Linked DNA regions of Homo sapiens: region 2 is linked to region 1. Evidence: chromatin loops called from intact Hi-C (ENCODE). Cell type or tissue: Caco-2. All regions are shown on one strand. Links, peaks and the distances in the headings refer to the core of each region. The heading gives the core; the rest is flanking DNA.

What was found. Hi-C counts contacts between places; a loop is a spot of excess contacts. Peaks named below come from ENCODE experiments on the same cell type or tissue, not always from the same donor. Only the 100,000 strongest peaks of a DNase experiment are listed, where the experiment ranks them.
Region 2: it touches region 1 in a loop (4-fold over the local background); 21 of 110 quality-filtered maps call a loop at or near these places.

Annotation. Positions count from the first base shown.
Region 1 is chr5:128,901,435-128,909,783 of GRCh38, reverse strand. All of the region lies in intron 6 of LOC105379168 (a long non-coding RNA gene), which reads right to left. Among named protein-coding and RNA genes, the nearest start is that of SLC27A6, 60 kb to the left of the region's middle. In Caco-2, for the core only: a CTCF peak has its summit at 4,063 (motif pointing left); no DNase peak of the experiment used is centred there.
Region 2 is chr5:129,047,149-129,055,497 of GRCh38, reverse strand. No RefSeq gene overlaps it. Among named protein-coding and RNA genes, the nearest start is that of ISOC1, 43 kb to the left of the region's middle. In Caco-2, for the core only: no CTCF peak of the experiment used is centred there; a DNase peak (open chromatin) is centred at 4,027.

The sequences.
Region 1 (8,349 bases), core at 222-8,221:
CTCAATAAAATTTCCATGATTTCTTTTAAAAATGCAAAAGTAACAATTTGCTTTTATGGAGCTTATGGTCTAGTAGAGGAAAGAAAACAATAAGCAAAATTAATAAGCAAAGAGGTACCATGTTAGATAGTGATAAGATAATTTATAGAAAAATGAACCAGGGAATGGGGATAGTCATGTTGGAGATTACTAACATTTTAAATAGGGTGGCCAGAGAAAGCCTTTGTGAAAAGCTAAAAATTGAGCATAAGCTTAAAAAATGTGAGAGTCTAGACAAAGCAGTTATCTAGAGAAAGAGTATTCCAGGCAGGTGCAATGACCCTGATGGAGAGGCCTTACTGATATGTTTAAGGAACAACCAGAAGCTCAATACATGAAAGAGAAGAGGAACTAGTGTTTGAGAGAAAAGGGGGGAAAGTGTTCAGGTTGCAGGGAGGCAGTGTTGGGGGTGGCAAATAGAAGGGAGAGAGGATTAATATAAAATGAGACCAATGAACTAAGGAGCATATGCCTATGTTGTAGGGCATTGAGGTCATTTTTGGGGCTTCTACCTTATTTTGAGTGAGAGGGAAAGCCACTGGTGTTTAAGAGCAGAAGAATGATACAATCATACTTGAGTTTTAATGAGGTCACCCAGGATGTTGTATTGAACAGACTAATGGGACAAGGGCAAAATTGGGACACCAGTTAGGAAGCTATTGCACTAATACACTCAAGGAGTGAGCGTATCTTGGACCCAGCTGACAGTAGTGAAGATGGAGAAAAGCAGTAGGAGTTTGGATGTTTTAAGACAATGGAACTGACAGTGTATGCTGATAAATTAGAAGTTCAGGCAAGGCATGGTGGCTCACACCTGTAATCCCAACACTTTGGGAGGCCAAAGTGAGTGGATCTCTTGAGTCTAGGAATTGGAGACTAGCCTGGGCAACATGGCAAAAAATACTAAAAATACAAAAATTTGCTGGATGTGGTGGTGTGTGCCTGTAGTCCCAGCAACCTGGGAGGCTGAGGTAGGAGGAATGCTTGAGCCCAGGGAGGTTGAGTTTGCAGCAAGCTGTGATCACACCCTTGTACTCCAGCCTTGGTGACAGAGTGAGACCTTGTCTTTAAAGAAAAAAAAAGAAAGAAAGAAAAGAAGACAGAGAACTTAAGATGTTAGAGAAAGAAGCAGCCATAGGCAACCCCAAGTCTTTGACCTGAATCATCAGAAAGACAGAATTTCCAGGAGTTCAGTTTTAGCAATGTTAAATTTGAGAAGCCTATGAGACCTTCAAATAGCAATATTGAGGGGGCATTGAGGTCTAGAGTGGAGGGAGAAAGTCTTGACTGGAGATATGAATTTGGAAATCATCACATGGTTTAAAGCCATTAGACTAATTAGATAACCAAGGGAGGGAATATAACTGGAAAGAAAGTCCAATGACTAAGCCCTGTGGTTCTCCAATATTGAACAGTCAGAGAAAAGAAGAGTAACCAGCAAAGGAGGTCTATCTACAGGGAACCAGAAAGAATGGCCAGGACTGTGAGAATGAATTGGGAGTCACTAATACATATATTATGGGTGAAGACCACAAGATTATCCTGGGTTTGGGGTGGGGAGGGTGTATGGAACAAAAGAAGTGGGTTAAGACTGGAAGCTAGAACCCTGGGAGACACCAACTTTTAAGAGAAACAAGTGCAAAAAGAGAAGCAAGCAAAAGAATGGGAGAAAATGTGCTCAGAGAGGCCTATTGACAGCTAGGACAAAGACATGTCATAGACCCAAGCAGAGATCTGCAAGGTAAAATTAAAATTCAATTTCATTTGCAACAAAAGGTCAAGTAAGATGAGGACTGAGAACAGTTCCTCAGATTTGGCAGTTGTGATATTGCTGGTGAGATTTTACAAAGGAATTATGGAAAATTAGGGATGAAGAAAGGGAGACAATGAAGGTAGTAGGTATAGACTATTCTTCTGAATAAATTCATGATGAGAAGGGGAAATAGTTTGGAGGCATCTGAGTAATGTGGAGATTGCTTTGGATAGGAGGCATCTAGAGCATGTTATTAAGAATAAAGAAGCAGATATAGAATGACAAAAGAAGAGAGAGAATGCTGGAGATCGATCTAGTATATGAGCATATTTTCTTACACAGATATATACACATTTTGCCTAAGAATAAATCGATTTAATTTCCACGTTAGAAAATTGAGACTATGATAAATGAGTTGTCCAAGATGACATGGATATTAATATATTTAACCTCTGAATCACTTTGATCTAGTTGATTCTAAGTCAGTCAAGACATTTAATAGCAAAAAGATGATCTGTGAGTGCTTTCAAGTGCAAAAAAGCTAGAATGAGACAAAAGGGTGATATAATTAAATGTGACATATTCTATTTGAGATTTGGCTGGCAGAATTTCCACTCCAAATCAAAAGGTAGCTTGTAAGGCATGATGCACTTCACTTTCCTCTACCTTTGGACAATTCTCCCTCTTCTGTTTCAGGTCAGAATTATTTTGTCTAGTCTATGAACAGAAATATAAACCTGTTTTTTCTAATCATGTCATATCTCCACTATTTTTTTATTTAATAGACAATGATCTTCCTTGATCTTAAAAGCTGAAAAAAGTGGCATGATTTTCTCCTACTGTAAACTATTCCTCAAGCAGATGACACTCTTTCTTTGAGCTGCCAAGTTTGAGATCAGTAAGCAGTTATATCATAAGGTAGGAGACAGTATATGCATTAATTTCTTAAAATATTTTCCCACTTCATTTATGTAAGTTCTTCACCAGGAGAAATGTCAGTCACGAGTTTGTGCCTGTGAAATTTTTTTGTGTTGTACATTTGCTCTGTATTTGCCAGTATGTCTAATAAAAACCAATAAGATTCAAGGAGATAACTTACAGAACCTCAAGCAAGAATTATGATATTTGATTGAGAGAGAAAAGAGAGGCCTTGTGTACCTTGGGAAGTTTTCTTTATTAGAGGTTAGGAATGTTTGGAAAATCATGGCCGCTATTGAAGGGAAAGAACTAGCTTCATTCTCTGTGATCTCAAATCATTAAAAATTAAAGAAATAATTTTATTATTCATATTTGCTTAATTTACATAACCAGAGCTTCACATCTATGTCAGGATATGAGTAAAAGTGATATTATTATCCATATTGACTAAATAGAACCCAAATACCACGAAGTTTGAATGGCAGCATGAGGGTCCTTAGTAGTCGCGTAGAACAGGAATGAGAACTTCTACCTCTCCATCCTTAGGTTAGAGCTCTTTTATTTATGACACTTGTTCTGTTTAAATACACCTACCATCTTGCTACAATTATTTCAATTGTTCCAACCTTTATGGCAATACATACTTTCAACACATGTTTAGTGAATACCCACCAAGTGCAGGCACTATTCTGGAAGTTGGGGATACAACCATGAACAAGCCTGACAAAATCCTTTCTCTTGCAAAGCTTACATATTACTAGGGGAGAACAATAAACAAATAAATAAGTAAAGGTATGGTAGATTGGTTGACAATAATAAATTAGAATCAGGGAGGGAGAGGAATACTAGAGGTACAAATGGTGTTATGATGTCTTTTTTTTTTTTTTTACAGGGCAATCATGGAGGTCTTCATAGAAATGAATTGAGCAGATACCTATGAAACTTGAAAAAGCAATGTGAAATCTAGGGGAAGAACTTTATAGAGGGAACAGCAATTTGAGATTATTTCTCTTGTGAGTCTAAATCGAAAGAGAGGTCAAATAACATTTGTGAGGAAGGATATATCCTCTCATGGGCCTAAAAGTAAATAGGTTTTTTCCCCCCCCGACCAGGTAGCTTAATTTGTAAAAGAACAAATTTTGATCTGATATTATAGAGGGAAAAATACGTGTTGCTCTTGAACTTAAGAAGATGAACAACAACAAAATAAGCAATAATAATAAGCAACAACAAAAAAGCAATAATATAAACTACTTATATTCTAGAAGGTAGAAGGCTACCCTTTAAATCATCCAAAACCCAGAGACATTAAAACTATACACAAATGATTACTGTAAATAGGCACCCTTGCATGTGCTGCCATCTTGTGGTACAGGAGAAAAGTGTTATTATTTGACTGTATTAATGACTACTACCCACGTTCTTAGTTGACCACATCTGTGTCCTGGGAGAGAAAAGTATGCTTTATAACTGATCTTTAAGATTAAATACCTTTGAATTAAATTAACATTGTATAAAGCAACTTAAAAGTGTAAATTATGAAAATAAAGACTTTATCAGCTTGACTGTTTAAAAATTACTTCACAATACATAAATTTTTTTCACAATGCACAATACATAATTTTAAGCTTAATCTCAATATCGTGTAATACCCAACTCAACCTCTTTCTCTACTTAGGCAGATCTTGTCTTTCATTCTTGTTTAATTGCTTTCTATATGTTATACAAGATACACAATGATAGTTTTCACTCTTCCCCAGTCCACTTTTGTACTATTTAGCCCTACATGACTTGAATGGACTGGTTGCCTGGGTAATTATGAGCAGTGTACTTGGAAGAATAGGATTCCTGAGGGGAAGCTTCCCAAGAAAGCGAATTAATCTATCTTGGAAAGTAACTCCCTTGTCTCCTGGAGTGTTAAAGAACATCTCCTATGGTATGTCATTATGACACATTTGTCTTAAGAGAAAAAATGTTTGAGAGATTGCTTTATGGTAACACCTAGTCACAGATTTAACCTTTGCCTCCATCTGAAAGAAAAGTTGGCCAGCAAACCAAAAGTCTGGGAGAAGCCATCAAGAGGTCAAAATTGTGCAAGACTCCTTGTTTACTTGAACCATCTTACAGAGTCATTCCTTCAGATTCACATAATTTTCCCTTAGTTCAACATACAAAGCAAGACATTTAAGTTAAGTCTACTCATCTATATAGCGCTCTGTGTTCCTGCTCACACCTGACCCCAGATCCACCACTTTAAAATATTGTGTGTGTCACTGGGGCCTGTCGGGCAGTGGGGGGCTAGGGGAGGGATAGCATTAGGAGAAATACCTAATGTAGATGATGGGTTGATGGGCGCAGCAGACCACCATGGCACATGTATACCTATGTAACAAACCTGCACATTCTGCACATGTATCCCAGAACTTAAAGTATAACAAAAAAAATTTAAAAAAAAATATATGTGTGTATGTGGTGATGAGGTCTCTCTATGTTGTCCAGGAGATGAGGTCTCTCTGTGTTGACCAGGCTGGTCTTGAACTTCTGGCCTCAAGTGATCCTCCCACCTTGGTCTCCCAAAGTGCTGGGATTACAGGCATAAGCTACCACACACGGCCTCATCATTTTTATTTTGCAATGGATTGCTACATGGTGCATCTTACAGACCAATCTTATGTCATCTACTAGACAGTATTTTTATATTGTCAAAAGGTATTACATTTACGTTTGGTTCTATAATGGTAACTACCCGTTGTTTAACCTTGGTTTCAATTTAAACAGATTTCAGTGTTTATGGCAGAGATGGCCAGCGGGCCTCCTATATCTACTCTTCACTCCTTGTCTGTTAGAAGTAACAGAAATCCCAACATTCACTTGCACACTCAGTGCCCAGAATGAAGAGTGCATTTCCCAGCCTTCTAGACATGGCTATATGACTAAGTTCTAGCCCATGAAAAGGAAGCATAAGTGTTGAGTGATTCCTTCTGGGGGCCTTTATTAAAAGACAGCTTGCACCCTATATGTTTCTTTTTTAAAATATTCGATCTCAAAAAGTAGCATATGAATGGGAGGACTCTATTAGGTAGGAAATAAATCTTACAAAATTTTGAGGATGCAATACATCTAAGTTAAGATTTTAGAAGCCTAATAGATGGGGCACGTCAAGACATTCCCTCCAAAATAAAAAACAAATTCCTTCTTTTTGAAGCCTGGTCCCCTGATGGACTATTCAGCTCCAACCTCCCCGCTGGATCGACTGTGATCTCTGTTGCAAACACCTCTCAGTTCTGCTTCCCTGTCTACCCAATCCTGCTTCCCCAACTCTGTATAGGTGAAAGGAGAGGAGCAGCAGCCCCACCTACCTCCAGTTAAACTCCTTCACACATACTTCTACTTCTGCATTGTTTTTCTTGCAACTCAATCGAAGACACCTCTCAGTGTCTGGCCATCTCCACTCAGATCTACTTGATGTACAAGTTCTTTTGAACCCCACATGGCCTAATGTTAAGCGTGTTTGATGTTGAACTCTAACCCTCCCCTATTTATTTCAGTGTAGTTACATACAGTTATATACACTACACATATGATCCTATACATGCATATGTAGATTTTCAAAAGACTAGAAAACAGAAAAAATATATACAGAATTATCTCTAGATGGTGAATTACTTTTATCATTTTTTACCCATCTTTTTTCTAAAAATAAAATTGATTGTTTTTATAACAATGAAGATAATTTTAAAATAAAACAAAAAACTACACATCTAAATAATAATTACAACAATAACTACCAACCAGGAATACCAAATATGCAAAATAAGTTAGATGAATTTGTAATACCAACTCCATTTTTGGTTACTGATAAGCCCATAATTTATCCCATGTCTATCTCTTTCCTCATGCCAAGCAGAGTAGTGGGAACAATTTTGCGGCACTAGCTAGAAATATTTCAACCCTCAGAAAGAAAGAGAAAGAAAAAAATGGGCTATTTTTGCAATCTCTGTCAAGTGATATTTCTGCTGTAATCTGCTTTGAGTCAAGTAAAAGATAAATACACTGAAAATGTGAAGTGAGAACCACATTGTAACACCTTCACTTAGTATTCTTCCAAGTTAATCGGCATAGATGACCCTTGACAATTTTTTTAGGAGGGGCCTAAGATGGTTTTATTATTATTGGAAACTCTAGAATGAATTGCCGGGTTACCTTTTGCCATTTGAGATTCTGGCTTTCAACCTTAACTTTCCTGAGATAGAATCCATTTAGTAGTGTCTCTCTTCTTTTACCTTCTGGTCCTATTCTACACTGTTTTCCAATTTTTGATGCATTTCTTGGAGGGACAAAAATCTCATAATTCCTTAAAGATTTAAAGCTAATGCTTTTTTAGAGATTTCTTTCTGTAGGGCTACTATCTAGCTGCATAGAGTCAGACCAGTTCTTTCTTAGAGCAGATAACGTTGGCTTTTTCCATTTTTTCTTTTTGAGGCCGGCCTTTTTTTTTTTTTGCATATAGGGATAATCATAAGCCAAAGTCACAATGAGAACACCTACAATGTTCTGTGTGTGTATGTGCATTTGCATGCTTGTGTGTGTGTGCCTGACTTGTGTGAGAAGTCTCTATAGGATTTCATGTGTCTGGCAGACAAGTGGCTTTATCTCTTAACACAATACATTTGTTCTTTCAGCTCTGTAAGTCCAACTTTATTAATGCCACATTTTACAAATTATATCTTTATCCCTCTAAAGTTATAGAAGACTTTAATTTTAAGAATAAATAGAAGGTTCTTAAATAAAAACATTAACTAGTCCTAAAATTATGTGGTCGATTATTAAATAATATTACCACAGCTGAATGCTTTGGAAGATTAACAATGAAGGATATAAAATGTCATATGGCCGTGATATTTATGTATTCATCTTAAGTTGTTTTAATTTTCAGTGTTCCTACGATCATAAGCATGCCTGCACATACTCTTGAATGAGGACTGGATGGTAACCATCCCTGTGAATACCATTCCTTTGTTTTTGTGCTTGTTTGAGCATGATTATCTTCTCACTAAATTCTTGGCTCTGGAGCTAGGAGCTTTGGTTCATATTTTTACTCTATAGCAATTAGTACAGTGCCAGTGTTTTGCACATAGATGATGCTAATCACTATTTGTAGCTATATTAATAGCTAACAGCTATTGATTAATAGGTAAAATATTTATATTGCGATGAAACTCACCATTTATAATTAGTGTTGCCATCTTTGAGTAAGGATAAACAATTGATACTATTTGGTTTAACAGTAAGTGAACGGCTGTGCACCCATATTCTGATGTTAACCTGAGCCTCTTGTGACAATATGTGGTTTTTTAAAAGATGGCTGCAAATTCTTTGACACTTCTCCCATTGAAGCTGAGCACAATGTCCCTTCCCCTTGAATCTGGGCCAGTCTTTGACTGCTGTGATCAAGGAATATTACAGACGCGACACTGAGCTAGTTCTAGGTCTAGCCTAAAAAGGATTGACACATTTCACTTTAGTCTCTGGGAGCCCTGGGCCAGGGCAGTAAGAAATCTGACTAACCTGAGGAAGAGAATGTGTGGAGAAGCCCAGAGGCTACGTTGGAGGGGGAGGAAGAAAGGTAGCCCCAGGAA
Region 2 (8,349 bases), core at 97-8,096, 150 kb before region 1:
GTGCTGGCTGAATTCTGCCTGGTGTTGCTTTCTGCTGTGATGGCGGAACTGAGTTCCAATGCAAAGTCTCACAATCACTGTGCTCTCCCTTCCCTAAATGCACAGATTCTCTCTCTGCCCTATGTGGCCACTGCCACATGGCGGAGGGGTGGCATCAACAATTGAAGACTGTCTTTCCTACCCCATTCAGTGCCTCTGTCAGTGGATATAAGTTAAAATCAGGTACTGTGACCACTCACCTGATTTTTGCTTCTTATGAAGGTGCTTTATTATGTAGATAGTTTTTCAATTTGGTGTTCCTGCAGGGAGGATGATCAGTGAATGGTTCTATTTGACCATCTTGCTCCACCTCCTCTTCTCATTTTCACTCTTAATAAGTCACTATTGAAGAGAATACCAAGACCAACAAGTTTTACCCTTCAAGCGAAGGTCAATTACACAAACTTTACTGTTCCTTATGAATGGAAGAGGGTAAAATCATCATTATCATTATCACTGCTACCACTTAAGATAGGCTTAGGAAATTAAACAAATTGGGTCTTCATTACGTTTTTTGTTTTGTTTTGTTTTTTTGGAGTTAGAGATTCTTACCCTGTATCTTGCCACTTACACTCCAGTGAACTATTCCATCAGCATGGCGCTTCAAGGAGTATTTTTCTAAATTTCTTTCTTTTTTTTTGAGTTTGCTCTTGTTGCCCAGGCTGGAGTGCAATGGCATGATCTCGGCTCACCGCAACCTCCACCTCCTAGGTTCAAGTGATTCTCCTGTCTCAACCTCCCCCGAGTAGCTGGGATTACAGGCATGCACCACCACACCCAGCTGATTTTGTATTTTTAGTAGAGACAGGGTTTCTCCATGTTGGTCAGGCTGGTCTCAAACTCCTGACCTCAGGTGATCCACCCGCCTCAGCCTCCCAAAGTGCTGGGATTACAGGCATGAGCCACTGCGCCCGGCCTCTAAATTTCTTATGTCCAACTCATTTCTTCTCATGTCCCTCCTTCAACCCTTTCCCAACTGAGCACATTCCCTCTCCCTGGAGTCTAAGTAAAAGTAAATAAATGTTATATATGCTATTCATTTCTGTATTAACTTGCTGATTATTTGATATATAATTTAGATAGGTTTGTGATGAACAATACTGAGGAATATAATTTGTTTTGTTAATTATGCTCATTGCTATAATATATTGATTAATAACATTTGGGAACTCATCCCTTCAGGAACGTTATTCTCCACTAAAATCACATTTTTATGGGAAAGCAAATGTATCTTTCATTATTTCTACTGCTATAAAGTCAATTATTGTCCAAATAAGTCAATGGCTGTAAATTTAAGTATTATTCTTCTAAATTAATGTGTCCATTGATTCATTCAATTGAAATGACATTGTACAATATAACCCTGAAATTAGAAAAATGGGCATCTCTGTTTTTGTAAAATGAAGGCTAAAAACAATTTTTATGTTCTGTAGATAAATGAAACAAACTTTTTTTGTTGAGCGTATTCAGGGCCTTTATATTTTTTGTTAATTTCATCTTTACAACATTTTTTAAGGTAGGTTTATAATCTGTATTTTACAAATGAAAAAAACAAGGCTCAGAGAGGTGACTTGCTAAGGTCACCCAGCTAGTAAAAAGGCAAAGCTGTGATGACACAGAACAGAGAAATCTTGACTCCAGTTTCACTTCATTTATGAAGTCTATGACTTGAAACAACTTATGAGTTTAAATAGGAACTCATAATTGCTAGACATCAGATAAAGTCAAGGTGCCAGTGAATCTAATTTTCAGAAATTATTAATTAAAGCAAATATTTGCTACAGTGTTAAACTTATGCACCTGCAATGTGGGCCAGTAGACAGATGGCACTGTTTGACCAGAAACATTTTTAAAAAGTAAAAAAAAAAAATCACTGTCAATAATAATCAAGAACAATTGCTATTATTTATTTTATTTAGTTTATAGAATATCTTCAAATGATATCTGTCCTACATGAAGACAATACATTTTCCAAAATTGCCCAATATATAAGTAGATAAAATTAAAATTCCAATTATAGAGATAAGCTTACTCAGTAACATATATTTTTTAAAAAAAGATCTAACTTTAGCCAATTTAATTTGTTTAATTTAGCCTCCTAGCCTTCATTTGGAGCTGATAACTTTAAATCAAAATCATATACATTGAACAAATACTTGAATATTGATATGCAGAACATTTATGCAGAATCACTAAATACTTACTATACCCTTGAACCATGGGGTGAGGATGACCAAGTAAAAGAACATCCATGGATTGAGAGGCTGCAGATATACAAAGACAGAAGGCTGGAATGACCCACAGGGTAATGATTTAGAGTTGGAGTCCTAAATATGAACTGATGTTTAGCTTAATATAAATATATATGATTACACAAAGAAATATTCATAGATATGTGTATATACATAGGTTAATATACCAGGTATATTTCCTTGTTCTGTCAGCCAGCTGTCAGGGCCTAGAAGCAACAAAACACCAGTAACAACCCAGTCCTTACATTCTTCTATTCTCCAATAAAAGGAAACAGGAATGGCTGATGGCTGGACTGGGGCAAGTAGTAAGCAAGGTGAGCCTAGAGTATCTCGTAGTGCCAGAAAGTAAACCTGAAAACCTTAGAGAAGGGGATTGATTTATTGAACTGTCATATAAACATTTATTAACTGTTCACCCTCTGAAATCATGTTCATACTACAGTACATGAAACAGATTTATAAGATTTTTTTTGGAGGTGGGGAATTTTTTAAAAATAAACTTTTTATTTTAGGATACTTTTATATTTACAGGAAAATTGGGCCATATAGAGAGCAGCCATATATATGTCCAACACCCATTTTCCCCTATTATTATGTCTTAAATTAGTGTGATATATTTGTTAAAATTAATGAGAAATATTAATATATTATTATTAACCAAGGTTCTTACTTTTATTCAATTTTCCTTAGTTTTTACCTAATGTCCTTTTCTGTTCCAGAACCATGTTCAGGACATCATATTACATTTAGTTATCATTTTTCATTTTTACTGACCTTGGTAGTTTTCAGGAGTGCTGGTCAGGTATTTTGTAGAATGTTCTCAATTTGGATTTGTCTGATGTTTTATCACAATAAGAGTTGGCTTATCTATGGGTTACGCACAGTCTTTTTTTAGTCCAGTGTCGATAAGTAACATTTTCTATAAAGCATGTAAGAAACCTGATTTATTACTTTGTTCTTTTATATAATATATATAGAACTTCCCCCCATTTTCTGGAAAACAGTTGATTTCTTTTAATGCAAACTCCATTTGATCCGAATGTCTTTTTATGCTTTCATATAGCACACAATTAGATCATAATAGCTTAAAATAATGTTCTCATTTTTTATTTAAATAGGCTGTGAAGGTAAGGAAATAGAAAAATCAGATACTTTGATGTTGATAAAAGGCATTTGATCATTTATAGACTTTCTTTATAAGTATAATAGTTTGGCTTGCTTATTAATCATCAAAATATTTGACTGATGCAAATTTATGAAAATAGGTTTCATCATTATCTTTTATTTAAGCCAGTTAGATCACATTTCTCCCTTACTGGGTTTCTGTGGTAACATCAAAAAAGAAGTGCCTTTTTGTTTACTAAACTCAGTCTAACAGGAATTTGTTCATTACACTTTGGCATTTTTGGCATAAGCTTACATGTATCATCTTTAATATTTTTAGCTTGTTTGAACAAGAATATAATATATGGTCTGAATACTGCAACTCTTAATATATTGATAATTTAATTTTCCACAATTTTTAAAACCTGTGTCTATAGAAAATGGCGTATTTTTGGCTCAGACATCCACTCATAAGTAATAGTACATTCAATAAATAGCGCAAAGTAGAGTCATGGTGAAAAAGATAGCACATGAACTCCCTGATTATTTGCATTCCCAATCTCTGTTAGCATAACATTATTATACGACCTGCCCTTCACTGGTATGTGTCCCGTGTTCTCATCCATCATGCACACTGTGGCTGATGAAATCTCTTGGCTGCTCCTCCCATTCCAGCCCTAATTTACACAGAGAAAGAGGCAAAATATCTGTCAATTCTAAGAGATCCACCTTGTGCATCACACTAGAAGTCCCAAGAAGTACAACTGATTGATAGATGATCCTCTGAGTATCTATGTGTAAAGATTCCTCTGGCAATTTTTCCTGTATGTTAAGAATTAAGCTACTCTCTAGGGAATTTAAATTTTACTTCTAACCACAATTAATCTAATTTCCCTTTTAAAAACCAAGAGAACAATACTTAATTTCAGGCAATTTTGGCCTCCTTTCTCCTACAATTTCCATGGGCATTAGGTCTAAGTTCTTGAGAGTGTACTAAAGACATTTGATGAAAGATAGCCTTGGGTTACCAGCCATGCAACAGTCTCTGAAACGGTCATTGTTTTATTTGGTTCCCAAAGATCCATGCAGTTAGCCACTGAAATGCTCCTCATTCCCAGCCTCCAGACCTCTTGAAGTCCAACGGCTTTCTCACTAATTTCCTGCCAACATTGGAGTCGTAGTATTCATTTTGTTTCTGAAATATTTTTATCACTTCTCACGTCTCTCCTTTGCTAAGGCCAGAAAAATTCTTCTCTAGATGGAAGTCCCATTCTTCTTGAACTCCTCTTTTCTACATTCTCCTAAGGATATTACTTATTTTAAAAATTAAAATTGGAAAGTCACCTTTCCCCTCTGTTTTTTGGTCCTGACAACTTAGATTTTGGCAGGAATTCCATTTCTCATATTCTCCTCCTCTCCCTCATCTTCACACTGCTTAAAGGAGCATTTGGGGAAGCCAACCAGTATTTCTTACTTTTGCTGCCGCCTCCCTTAAGAACTGCACAATAACCCCTTTTTGACTGAAGAGCCTGGGTCCCCATGAAGAAGGATCCTGTAATACTTGGTCAATTAAATAGAGTAGTAAATTCCTATTCTCCTCAGAGACCTATGGCCATTTACTTAGGGGAAAAGCATACCCAAAGCTTTTTAGGACTGTTGAATCAAAGGCTGATTTTAATGTACTGAGAACTGCAGTAAATCGTGGCCCATGTGTTGGAATAGGAGTAAGTAAGATTCAGCAGTTAAAGTGATTATTGACTTCCCAGTGGCTCAGATGGGTTCACAGACATACCCTGTGGTCATTTCCCCAGTTCTAAAACATACAATAGGAATGAATACACCAAGCAAGTGGCACAAACCATATAGTGCTTTCTTCACCTAAAGAGTAAGATCAATAGTAGCAGGAAAATACAAGTAGAAGCCCTTGAATTCTGTGTCTTCAGCCTAAGATAGACAACAAAATTAAAAATGACTTTTACATCCCTGGAGGAATGACGGAGGTTTGTACCACCCCTACAGACTTAAAGGTTGCAGAGGTAGTAGTCTCCATCACATCCCCAAACAATTTATCAGTTTGGTGCCTGCATAAAGTAGAGGGATCATAGTGGATGACAGTAGCTTACTTGTAGTTTTGATGTATGTATCATCCTACAGAATAATCCAAAAAAGTGTCAACTATGTTGGAAGCCTTGCTTCCATTTGTTACATTAACTTTAGAAGGTAGAAGTTTCAATCTTTATAGAAATTCTACAAAGATTCAAGGGCCTGACATATCAGTGAAGTTTTTAGAGGTACAGAAGCCCAGTTGTAAGGAATGTCCTATTGAGATATTCTCTCCAAAGTAAAGGACAAGTATTATTTCTTGTACCTCTTACCACTAAGAAAATAGTAAAACATGTGGGAAGTCTCCTAGGGTTTTGGGAGCAATTGCACAATTTCACACTGGTGAATATTGCTTTGACCTATTTATCAAGTAGTACAAAAGACTTTTGGGTTTTGTATGGGTCCTAGAGGAAAAAAAGGGTTTTGCAGCAGATGTAGGCCAAAGTCTGAGCAGCCGTAAAGCTGGCATCATATCCACAATATCTTATGATTCAACATATATCTTTAATGCCTGAAGTTTTCCATTTAACAATATATTTGGGAGATCCTTCCAAATTAATATACAGAGAGCTGCTTAATTTTTATTGCAGTTTTGATGCATGTATCATAATTTATTTAAGCAGCCACTATTAATGCACTCTTGGATTGTTTCCAAGATTGTGCTATTACACATCATGCTCGAATTAATGACCTTGTAAATATTTCTTCTTTTATAAATACAGATGCATCTGTTGAATACATTCCCAGAAATGAGAATGCTGGGTCAAAGACACATGGTATTATAGTGTTGATAGATATTGCTGAACTGACTTCCATACAGTTATATAATTTTATGTTCCCATGAGCAATATATGAGACCATCTGATTCCCCATTTCCTTGATAAGTGTAATTTCAATAAGTATTTCTCTTACAATAAATAAAGTTGGACTTTTTTACACCCCTAGGGATTCTTTTGTCTATGTTCATGTCTTTTGCCCATTTTTCTACAGTGTTACTTATCTTTTACTAAACAAGACCGAAGAGATTTCCATTTAAGCAATTACCCCTTATCTGTGATGTTAATTGCAGATATTTCCCCTAGTTTTTCATTTGTCATTTGACTTTATTTCTGTCATAGTTCCCATTTGGTTGTGTTGCTCTAGCGAGGTTAATGAGTGATCCAAAAAGCTGCTAGTCTTAAGTGGGTCCCAGAGCAAGAGAAGGCTCTGCAACAAGTCTAGGCTTCTGTGCAAGCTGCTCTGCCAGCAGATCATTGTGCCTTATGATCCAGTATGTCCAGTGATACTTGATTTATCAGGGGCATGTAGGGATGCTATTTGGAGCCTTTGGCAGGTCCCTATGGTTGAATTACAGGCCTGCTGCTAAGTGTTAGAAAATGCACACTTGATCATTGGCCACCAAGTTACAATGTGACCTGAGCTGCCTATCATGAACAAGGTGTTATCTGGCCCATCAAGCCATATGGGCAACCACAGCAGCACTCCGTCATTAAATAGAAGTAATATATAGGTTATCAGGCCCTTAGCAAACTCTGAACACACAAGTAATTTGTATGAATAAATAGCCTGAATGTACATGGTCCCGACTCCTGCTACACTGCCTTCTCTCTCCCACTCTGCACTCTCAGCTTCATGTATAGTTACCTATGATTAGTTGACAGAGGAAGTGAAAACGTCAGCCTGGCTTACAGATGGTTCGGCAAGTAATACCCAAAATTGGATATCTGCAATTTAGGGGCTGTACTCAATGGTTTTGCTCGATGGTCAAGGACTAAGAAATATTATTGGAAAATTGATGACAAAGAAATTTAAAAAGAGGTGTACAGATGGATCATTCTGAATGGTCAAGAAGCCATTCTGAATGGTCAATAAACATTCTGAATGGTCAAGATGTTTGTGTTCTATGTAAATGCTTATCAGGGGTAACTTCAGCAGAGGAGTATTTTTAATAATCAAATGGATATAATGACCTGATCTCTGGCCTACCAGTCATCCTCCTTCCCAGCCACTCATTCTCATAAACAAAGTGGCCATGGTTGCAGGGATAACAATTATGTATGGGATAAGCAATATAAACTTCTGTTTACTGAGGCCCACCTGGCTACAGCCACCACTGAGTGCCCAATCTGCCAGAAGCAGAGACCAACACTGAGGCCCAACATGGCACTATTCCCCAGGCTGATTAGCCAGCTACCTGGTCACAAGCTGATTACATTAGTTCACTTCTTTCAAGGAAGGGGTAGCATTTTGTCCTTACTGGAATAGATACTCTCAATACAGATTGTCTTCCCTACATGCAATGCTTCTGCCAAAATTACCATCTGTTTACTTATAGAATGCCTTATCTATCATCATGGTATTCCACAAAGTATTGCTTTGACCAAGAAACTCACTTCACAGACAAACAAGCATGGCAAAAGCCCTAGGCTCATGGAATTCACTGTTCTTATCATGTTCCTCACCATCCTGAAGCAGCTGGATTGATAGGACAGTGGAATATCCATTTGAAGGAATAGTGATAGTGCCAGCTAGGTGACAATACTTTGCAGGACTGGGGCAGAGTTCTCCAGAAAGTTGTATATTATCTAAGTCAGTGTACAATATCTTTCTCTCATAGCTGGGATTCATGAATCAGGAACCAACGAATGGAAATGAGAGTGGCACCACTCATCATTACCACAGTGACCTACTAGCAATTTTTTTGCTTCCTGTTCCCACAATTTTACGTTCTGCTGGCCAAGAGGTCTTAGCTCCAGAAGGAGTGCTTCCATCAGGAGGTATCACAATAATTGCATTAAACTGGAAGTTAAGACTGCTACCTGGCCACTTGGGCTCCTCATGCCTTTGAGTC